2 separate regions of the Homo sapiens genome follow, and region 2 is linked to region 1. Evidence: read pairs that join two places in POLR2A ChIA-PET (ENCODE). Cell type or tissue: PC-9. All regions are shown on one strand.

The links. Peaks named below come from ENCODE experiments on the same cell type or tissue, not always from the same donor. Only the 100,000 strongest peaks of a DNase experiment are listed, where the experiment ranks them.
Region 2: POLR2A ChIA-PET joins it to region 1 with 5 read pairs; 1 of 35 experiments calls an interaction of 5 or more read pairs at or near these places.

The regions. Positions count from the first base shown.
Region 1 is chr17:4,519,147-4,524,146 of GRCh38, forward strand. All of the region lies in intron 2 of SPNS2 (SPNS lysolipid transporter 2, sphingosine-1-phosphate), which reads left to right. Among named protein-coding and RNA genes, the nearest start is that of SPNS2, 23 kb to the left of the region's middle. In PC-9, no CTCF peak of the experiment used is centred here; a DNase peak (open chromatin) is centred at 2,245; H3K27ac peaks cover 3,493 bases.
Region 2 is chr17:4,312,786-4,317,785 of GRCh38, forward strand. The region is part of intron 1 of UBE2G1 (ubiquitin conjugating enzyme E2 G1); the gene reads right to left. Among named protein-coding and RNA genes, the nearest start is that of ANKFY1, 51 kb to the left of the region's middle. RefSeq lists an enhancer at 4,405-5,000. In PC-9, no CTCF peak of the experiment used is centred here; no DNase peak of the experiment used is centred here; H3K27ac peaks cover 1,620 bases.

The DNA.
Region 1 (5,000 bases):
GTCTTCTCCAAATAACAGATCAGCCATGTAAAAATAGCCGTGGCTCAGCCCAGGCCGAAGCAAGGGCTGAATGCAGGCTCCAAGGCCACAGGGCGGGGGCTCAGGGCTCCCTCAAGCTCAGACTTGCCCTTTCCTGCTCCAAAACTGCTTTCTGGGGTCATACAGGCCATGTGTGCCATGGGGATGGCTCCGCTCACCATGGACAGGGGTCCTGGGGCTGCCCACCAGGACACCGAGGGCCCGTGGGGGTTCTGAGCTCTGGGCTGCCGTGAGAGGTGGACAGCACTGGCTTTCTGACGGCCTCCTGCCAGCCTGGCGAGGAGGAGGGAGTGAGGCCCTGGCCCAAGACCCCGAGGCAGGCGGGCTGGTCTGACCCCTCCCTCCCTGCTGTCACGGCCCTGCCCGCTCGGCCCTGGCTCCCTGCCCTGCCTCTCCATTGTCCTAGACCTGTGGGCTCAGCACACCCTCCACAGGATGTCCCTGCGGGAACTGCTGGGAAAGCCGCCCCTACCAAAACCAGGGGTGGGGCTGCCAGTCTGCCCAGAAAGCTCTCCTCAAACAAACAAAGACCACGGGATTGCGGGGTGGTGGGCAGGGGAAGCTTCTAGCTTGGAGGCCCAGCCCAGGCTGGTCTTTATTCTCAGCAGAGTTGCCTGCTGGCCTCTGTGTCCCCATCGGACACAGTCCACATGGGCAAGGCTTCGCCTATCCTGTCCCTTCTGCCAGGAACATTCTCTCAGCCCCCTCCCCGTCCCTACCCTGATTGTGTTCAGGCCCCTCCATGGCCTGTGACCTCCAGGGGGCCAGGCGGGGTCCTCCCTCCTGTCTGTCCTGAGCAGAGAGAGGGCAGCAGTGATGGATCCCACCTCCCTCCTGACCCTGGACTGCCATGTCCCAAGGGAAGACACTGAGGGGCAGGCTGGTCCAGACTGTGCCTTCCTAATTTGGTCTGTCATCTCGGGCAACTTCCTCCACCTCTTGGGGCCTCAGTGACCTCAGCTGTTAGATAGGGATGGACGTGGGGAGGATCAGGTGAGCTAAGGGCACGTAGGTGCTTGGGCAAGTTCATCAGGCTGGGGCCGGTGGGTGGGGACGGGGCGTGCCAGCTTCTGCCAGGAGTCCACCTGCAGTCCTGGGGACTTCTGCCCATCTAAGTGAGGAGCCAGAAACCAGGGAGGGGTTGAAAGAGCTAAGAAGGGCCCGTGCTTCCTGCTCCACTGTGGGCAAGAGGAGAGAATGGAGCATGATGGCCGGGGTCTGGCGAAGGTCTGGGTCACGTCCCTCCAGTCCCTCGTCACCCCCCCGGGAGGGGGCTTTTTCAAGGATCCTACCATGGTGTTGGGGGGCGGGGTGGAGAGAGCGCGCTGTGGTTCTCTGCCGCCTTCTAAACACCAAACCCTGTCCTGGTCTTTAGCCCAGTCCTCCCTCCACAGCCTCATCTCTCGCTGCTTCCTCTTGAGCATCCTCAGGCCATGGCCTGACCTGTCTCCTTGCTGTCCTCAGCAGGCCCTGAACTTTCCCTGACCTTGGGAACATCAGCTGGGACCTTCCCCCTTCCCAGCATGGCAGTCTGGGGAGTGATTTAGAGCAAGGACTCTGGAGTCTGCCAAACTGGGATTTAAATTCTGGCTCAGCCGCACACTCGCTGTGTGACATCACTTCTTTTGGCCTCCATTGTCTCCTCTGTAAAATGAAGAGAACAGAATCAAAAGAGATCATCTGTGCATATGTCAAGGCTGCATGCTGGGCCTTGCCTATATATCCATAAATAATAACTGCAGTTATCATGAACACTAAGCATCATGCCTCGTGAACCATTATACAATATTGCTGATCTGAAGTTTATATTTCAGCGTATATTCTTGATGTTAAGTATTATCTTAGCGGTAAACTCCTATGCATGCTTCAGTGCCCAGCTTTGTCACCACCGCCTCCGGGAAGCCTCTCTTCATTATCCTGGCAGGATCTGGAGCTCCTTGGTGGTTCCCCAACATAGGTTGTCCTTTAAACAGAGCAACCTATGAACAAGATCTGCCCCTGGCCAGACAGGGGGAAACTTCTCTTCTGATTCCTTCTGTCCACTTGCCACCTAGCACAGACAGGCACAGGGAGAACAATTCCTCCTCCTCCCCCAACATGTGTCAGTCCTGATGCAACTGGAAATCTCCCTCCTGCCACATTCTGATCTGATCTCAGGCAGGTCCTTGGAGGCAGGCCCAGCAGGAAAAATTCTTTTTCTAAATGTGAGGAAATAATTTCTGCCTTGACTAATTTAAACAAGGGCCCAGTGTTGACCAAGGCCGGCCTGCTCTGGGCAGGGTGTGGCATTAAGCACCTTGCACGTGCTATCCAGCACCCAGACCCACCCTGGAGAGCTGCTATTTTTATCTTCATTTTACAGATGAGGATGCTGGCATGTTGGCGCTGGCTCAGGCCAGCTCATGAGAGTCAATTGTTAACATTTCAGGAATGGTGTGTGAGCTAGTCGTAAAATACAACCATTGTTAAAAACTAAATGATATCGGCTTACAATTAAATAATTAGAAACAAGGTAATAACTACTCAAAAGTCCTCACTTCCTAATTATTTTGCTGTGTTTCAGCGTTATCTGTGGTCCTATGGTGAGTGGCGTCTGTTCTATTTGTGTGGTAGAAACACTGGACAATGGCGTGTCCCCGCACATCCCTTTCCAACGCCCATCAGTGACACGACGTGGGTAGCTTGAACTCAGCCAGGGCGGAGTGTTTACACCACAGAAATGGGCAAACACGGCCGGGCACGGTGGCTCACCCCTGTAATCCCAGCACTTTGGGAGGCCGAGGCAGGAGGATCACCTGAGATCAGGTGTTTGAGACCAGCCTGGCCAACATGGCAAAACCTTGTCTCTACTAAACATTCAAAAATTAGCCGGGCGTGGTGGCAGATGCCTATAATCCCAGCTACTTGGGAGGCCGAGGCAAGAGAATCGCTTGAACCCGGGAGGCAGAGATTGCAGTGAGCTGAGACGGTGCCACTGCACTCCAGCCTGGGCGACAGAGCGAAACTCCATCTCAGAAAAAAAAGAAATGAGCAAACACGCCACATCAGGGCTCCCCTCACCCTTTATCAGAGCCAGTTAAACATATATCAGCACACCACTGAAGGTGAGACACAGAATGGCTGTGGCCTGACTGAGGTCACCGGCTGGGAAGGAGCGGAGGTGAATTTGAGCCCAGGGAGTGTGCCTCATGCCCGGATTTGTGCACCCGCATGCTGATTCTCCCCAAGGCCTCTGGAATTAACAGGTCTGCTCGTACACCCACCACCCACGCGCACTCACTGGCCTGTTCTTGCTGGCATAAAAGAGGGGCAGTCACTCCTCCAGCCAGGTTCAGGGGAGCTCTGCCTGGCCCTCTCGCCTCTCTTTCACCTCTCTCTTTTCCTCCTTCCTCCCTCCCTCTTTCTCTTCTCTCAGGTCCCATCTCGCCAGGGTCTCAGGCCCACGGAGGAGCAGCCGGGACCACGCACACATTCAGCCTGGCGGTCAGAGGCCAACTGGCTGCCATGTCTGTCACTCCCAGCCTTTGTCTGGCCATCTGCCCATCAGCTGTGGGACTGCTTTCCAGGGGGAGGGATGGGGGGCCACCTCGCTGTGTGACCTAGGGTCCACCCTACCTTGCTCTGGGCCTCTTCATCCCACCTGGGACCTCCAAGGCCCCTCCCATCACTGGCAGTGGCCTCCCTGTGGAATCTTCTAAACCTCTTGTTCTGGAAGAACAAAGCCAGGTCACGGCCTTTGTTCGACATCCCCTCATGTTTTCCTTTCTCACCCATGGACGTCACAGTCATCACAGTGGGCTCCGGGGCCCCACCCCAGCCTCTTTCCTGCTCCTCCAACATGCTAAGTAAACTCCTGCCCCAGGGCCTAGGCACTTGCTGTTCTTGCCCCAATAATTGCGTGATTTGTTTCCTTACCTCCTCCAGGTCCTGGCTGAAATACCCACTTTGACCGCTCAATTTAAAATTGTGGTGGCCGGGTGCAGTGGCTCACGCCTGTAATCCCACACTTTGGGAGGCCGCGGCAGGTAGATCACTTGAGGTCAGGAGTTTGAGACCAGGCTGGCCAACATAGAGAAACCCCGTCTCTACTAACAATACAAAAATTAGCTGGGCGTGGTGGCAGGCGCCTGTAATCCCAGCTACTCAAGAGGCTAAGGCAGGAGAATTGCTTGAACCTGGGAGGCGGAGGTTGCAGTGAGCGGAAATCGCACCACTGCACTCCAGCTGCCTGAGCAACGGAGCAAGACACTGTCTCACAAACAAATAAAACACCAGCTAACTATATCAATAAATTTCTCTCAGCCAGGCACGGTGGCTCACGCCTGTAGTCCCAGCACTTTGGGAGGCCGAGGCAGGTGGATCACCTGAGGTCAGGAGTTGGAGACCAGCCTAGCCAACACGGTGAAACCCCGTCTCTACTAAAAATACAAAAATCAGCAGAGCGTGATGGTGTGTGCCTGTAATGCCAGCTACTCGTGAGGCTGAGGCAGAGGTTGCAGTGAGCGGAGATTGCACCATTGCACTCTAGCATGGGTGATAGAGTGAGACTGTTGTCTCAAAAAATATAAAATCGTGGCATCCACTTGCTCTCACACACACCCTTCCAAGCTCCTGTTTCAGCCCCTCCCACCCTCTGTAGCACTTGCCACCATCTGACAAGCTGTGTTATTGATTTGTTTATTTCTTTATTGTCTATTTCTCCTCATTCGAATGAAAGCTTCATAGGATAGGGGTTTTTGTCTCTTTTGTTGATTGATATATCCCAAACACCTAAAACGGTTCCTGGTGCATTGTAGGTACAAAAAAATTGTTGTTGTTGAATGACAAGACGGTAGAATGGACAGATGGATGACAGTGTTTTCAGCCATTAGGAAAGGCCCTGCGGCGCGCTGGGAGTGAGGGCAGCTGTGTGGTCTAGCAGGTGCGAAATCTGGAGTTCCAGGCCCAGTTCTGCCTGATTT
Region 2 (5,000 bases), 210 kb before region 1:
AAACACATACAGCTCAGGGAAGAAGGGGTCTATATTCAGTCCACTGGATTCAATTAAAAAAAAAAGGCCACAGTTGCCCTCGGCATAAGCAGTGTCAGTGTGAAGGTAAGGTGGAATCCATGCAGGCAACGCTGAGTGGACAAAGAGAAGATGAAGTGGAAAAACCCAAGTGGAAATTTTTTCTAAAAGTTTGACGGTAGATGGAAAAGTGTAGTAGTCACGGGTAAATGAAATTCAAGCAAGTTTTATTTTAATGGAAAAGGCTGAAAGATGTTAAAACATCCTATCTGTGTTTAAATGTTGATACGGATACCTCACACTACATCCAAATCCAGACAGATTACAGATATAAACAAAGAGGTATAAAACCTAACTAAAAGAAAACATAGAATAGTGTTTTTTCACATCAATTTGAGTGGAGGTGGTCCTCCTATGCAGGACACAAAACTCAACAGTCAAATAATGCTACACAAAATACTTTAAGGTTAGTACAGCAATAAAGTCTAAATACAAATGACTGGGAAAGAATATTTGCAAAATAGGGAGAAGTTTAAAATTCCTAATACAAACAGAGCTTCTGTAAATCAAAAGGGAAACTAAAACCCAAAAGTGACCATGCTTGACCTTCTACTTATATTCCTAAGGTATTAGGAGTTTTGAGAATGCCAAAGATGAAGATAACATCTTTTCTGAATGCTATCTAGAGATAAAATTAAGAGTTGGAAAGGGCTAGAAAGACCTCTCTTTCTCACAAAAGTCATGACTGCTAAAACACAAAAGTTTATAGTTCTAAAGGAGGCAAAACTAACCAACAGTATTACAAATCAGGACGATAGTATTTCTCTCTCTCTCTCTCTCTGTCTTTTGGAGCAGGAAGTGAGAGTAGTATCTGGGAAGAGGCATGGAACGGACTTCTGGTGTACTGGTAGAGGCATGCCGTCCGTAATATGTGCGTACTTTCCTGTCAATGTTATACTTCAATTTTTAAAACTCAGTAAATCCTGGAGTATCCAGTGACTGTTAAATGGGAGTTATGCTTGCATGCTATGAATCTGGAAATCACTGTGGGCCAGAGTGGTCTACAAGCCATGAATAAAAAGGAAACCCAGGGACAAGGTAGTGTCCTTGAGAGTAATGACTTCTATGTGTTAAGTCATGGAAAATAATGCATGAGCAGACTTGCTAAGATAGAGTCATTACCAAGAATAAGACTAAAAAAGAACAGAAAGAGCATATGAAAAGTAAAAACGCTGCATTTCTGAATCGGAATTAGATGAATATAAAATGACATTGCTTTCAAATATATAGTTCTCAGATCTATCCACTGAAAAGGTCTAGAAAAAATGAACAGCCCAGTAGTGCCCAGAATATGGTTTCTAAATATGAATTTATCACTAAAACGGACCAGGGCTCTTCAGAGAAATGGCTGACTCCAGGTCTAGAGCAAGAAATGTTAGGTTCATCTCACACATAGCAGACAAAAAGGAAGCTATCGAGTAATACTATGGTATTGTGGAAAGGACTCAAGAGCCAGCTTGAAGAGGCCTCCACTGGTCAAATATGGGACAATTTGAGTGTCAATAAAGTTAGTAACAACGAATGCTTGAAATATGCAAGTTTAAATCCATGAGTTTATAACTGTGAAATCAAAAACAAGAAACAAATTTATCACCACTACAGGATGCTGGGAAACCATTTTGTTATTCTGAAAACCAATTTTAAAAAGCAAAAGAATCAACATTTAGTGTGATCCTTTTTTATTACACAAATTATATTGCCAAGTAATCAAAATAGTAATTACTATTTGATCAAATGAGGTTTCTCTCTATAAAAATACTCCAGCTAAAAAATGAAAAATAACTGAAACATTGGCCATTTTATCATTTAATCCAGGCATTTTAAAAGACAACCAGATATTACAGTCTCCTGAAAAATGAACAAACCACCACATATGAAGTAATCTCACCTCACAAACCTAACCTGTTTGAGCCCCTAAGTACAATAACTAATTCACAAAGAACAGAAACAGAGAAACATGTTCAAGGACATCCCTGGGACACAATTAGCAAGATCTACTCTGCAGGATATTCTAAAGAACAAGACCTAGAATCTTCAGCAAATATACTGCAAGGAGCACAAAAGAGAGAAATGAATTCAAACTTTTTTTAAATTTATGACGATTATGACACAAATGAAAATGTGAAGAGTAATGAGACATTAGACAATATCCAGAAATTGTTGTTTCCTTTTTGAGTTTGGCAGTGGTGTTGTGCTGGGGGTTTTCTTACCATTTTTAGAGATACATACTGAAATATTTACAGACAAATGATCATGTTTAGAATGTACTTCACAGTCATTAGGGAGAGGGCTAAGATAGGTGAAACGAGGCTGATCCATGACCTAATCACTTCAGGGGCTGGGGGAGTACATGGAGGCCCATTATACCTATCTGTCTACTTTGGTATTATTGGGCATTTAAAATTTTCCTCAAAAGATTTTTTTAATCTAAAAATAAGTTTAATATAGCCTAAAATAATGTTTTCAGTATTGTCGATCATTATGTAAAAGTAAAACTTCACTGCACCTCAGCAAAATACAAATTCTCAGAATAACATTCCAAGACCCAACTAGACGTCATTTTGTACTTGACTACTAAGAAAATAAGCTACTTTTGGCCGGGCGCTGTGGCTCGCGCCTGTAATCCCAGCACTTTCGGAGGCTGAGACGGGCGGATCATGAGGTCAGGAGATGGAGACCATCTTGGCTAACACCGTGAAACCCCGTCTCTACCAAAAATACAAAAAAATAGCCGGGCGTGGTGGCGGGCGCCTGTAGTCCCAGCTACTCGGGAGGCTGAGGCAGGAGAATGGCGTGAACCCGGGAGGCGGAGCTTGCAGTGAGCCGAGATCGCGCCACTGCACTCCAGCCTGGGCGAAAGAGCGAGACTCCATCTCAAAAAAACAAAAAACAAAAAACAAAAACAAACAAACAAAAAAACAGAAGAAAAGAGGCTCCTTTTTTTTTTTTTTTTTCCTCCCTGAGACGGAGTCTCGCTCTGTAGCCCAGGCTGGAGTGCAGTGGCGCGATCTCAGCTCACTACAAGCTCCACCTCCTGGGTTCACGCCATTCTCCTGCCTCAGCCTCTCCGAGTAGCTGGGACTACAGGCGCCCACCACCACGCCCGGCTAATTTTTTATATATATATGTTTTTAGTAGAGACGGGGTTTCACCGTGGTCTCGATCTCCTGATCTCGTGATCCGCCCACCTCGGCCTCTCAAAGTGCTGGGATTACAAGCGTGAGCCACCGCCTAAGTGTACTTTGCCAAGACCAATTGTTGGCTAAGTCTAACTTCTACAAAGCCAAATACAAACTGAGGTTTACAGCCTAGTAACGATTTTCCTTTGTGTCTGGGTGACTGTGGTCTCCTGCTCCGGGAATGTGAGTTCCTGTCAAGTTTATTTATACAACACAGTTGGCTGCAAGGTATATGTCTGTAAAGTAACTATTTTTACTGCAGCTTCACTTTGAACTTCTGAGATCATAGATAGACAGACCCCTTTACCCAAACAGTACATAATTACTCCTAACTATTGAGATAATTTGTCAAAATAATTTTGACCTTATTATCAGAGGAATAAACTGCTGTTACCTTAAAACATAAAAATGCCACAAACCAAGTCACCAAAAGTAACTGCAAAAACGTTCCCGTCCTTCAACCTTCCATTAATTAATACTGAAAAAAGTCAAGCATAGCAATCACAAAGGTGTATTTCCTCTTTAGATTTCAAGATGCATCAAGTTAATAAATTTTACAAATTTCTGGTAAACTTTAAAAATTTGCTTAAAATTAGAATTTTTTATTTGTACCACGACACGGGCTACCGGCTAGCTGATTTCCTAATCAAAAACATTTTTGGCCAGGCACAGTGGCTCATACCTGTAATCTCAGTGCTTTGGGAGGTCAAGGTGGGAGGATCGCTTAAGGGCAGGAGTTCAAGACCAGCCTAGGCAACAGCAACATAGAGAGACCCAGTCCTAGCTACTGGGGACGCTGAGTCAGGAGGACTGTTTGGGCCCGGAAGTTTGAGGCTGCAGTAACCTAAGAAGGTGCCAATGCACTCCAGCTTGGAGCAAGACCATGTCTCTTGAATAAAAAAAAAAAAAAAAAAAATCAAGGCCAGGCTCGGTGGCCTCTAATCCGAACACTTTGGGAGGCCGAGGCAGGAGGATCGCTTGAACCTAGAAATTTGAGACCAGGCTTGGCACTATAGTGATACCCTGTCCAGGTGTGGTGGCTCACGCCTGTAATCCCAGTACTTTGGAAGGCTGAGGCAGGGAGATAACCTGAGGTCAGGAGTTTAAGACAAGCCTGGCCAGAATGGTGAAACCCCATCTCCACTAAAAATACAAAAATTAGCCAGGCGTGGTAGCGGGTGCCTCTAATCCCAGCTATTCAGGAGGCTGAGGCAGGAGAATCGCTTGAACCTGGGAGAAGGAGGTTGCAATGAGCTGAGATCGTGTCACTGCACTACAGCCTAGGCGACAAGAGCGAGACTTCGTCTCAAAAAGAAAAAAAAAAATTAGCCGGACATGGTGGCATGTGCCTATATAGTCCCAGTTACTCGGAAGGCTGAGGTGGGAGGACTGCTTGAGCCTGGGAAGTAGAAAGTGCAGTGAGCCAAAACCACACCAATGCACTCCAGCCTGGGAAATACAGAGTGAGACCCTGTCTCAAAAAACAACAAAACAAAAAATATTCCACCCAATTTATTTTACTGTGCTTCAAAAACATAAGGAAAATGAAACAGACAAGCCAAACAGATCAGAGATGATCCCTTAAAAAGAATTTGTCAATATGCTTCCCAAAGGGATTTGCTTGGCAGAATTCTGGACCACATTCCTAAAATAACACTTACTGACATTCTGCTACCTGTAATATTTCACCCTGCTTATCACAGCTTCTTCAATCACAGGCGTCAGGGTTCTTCAATATTAAGT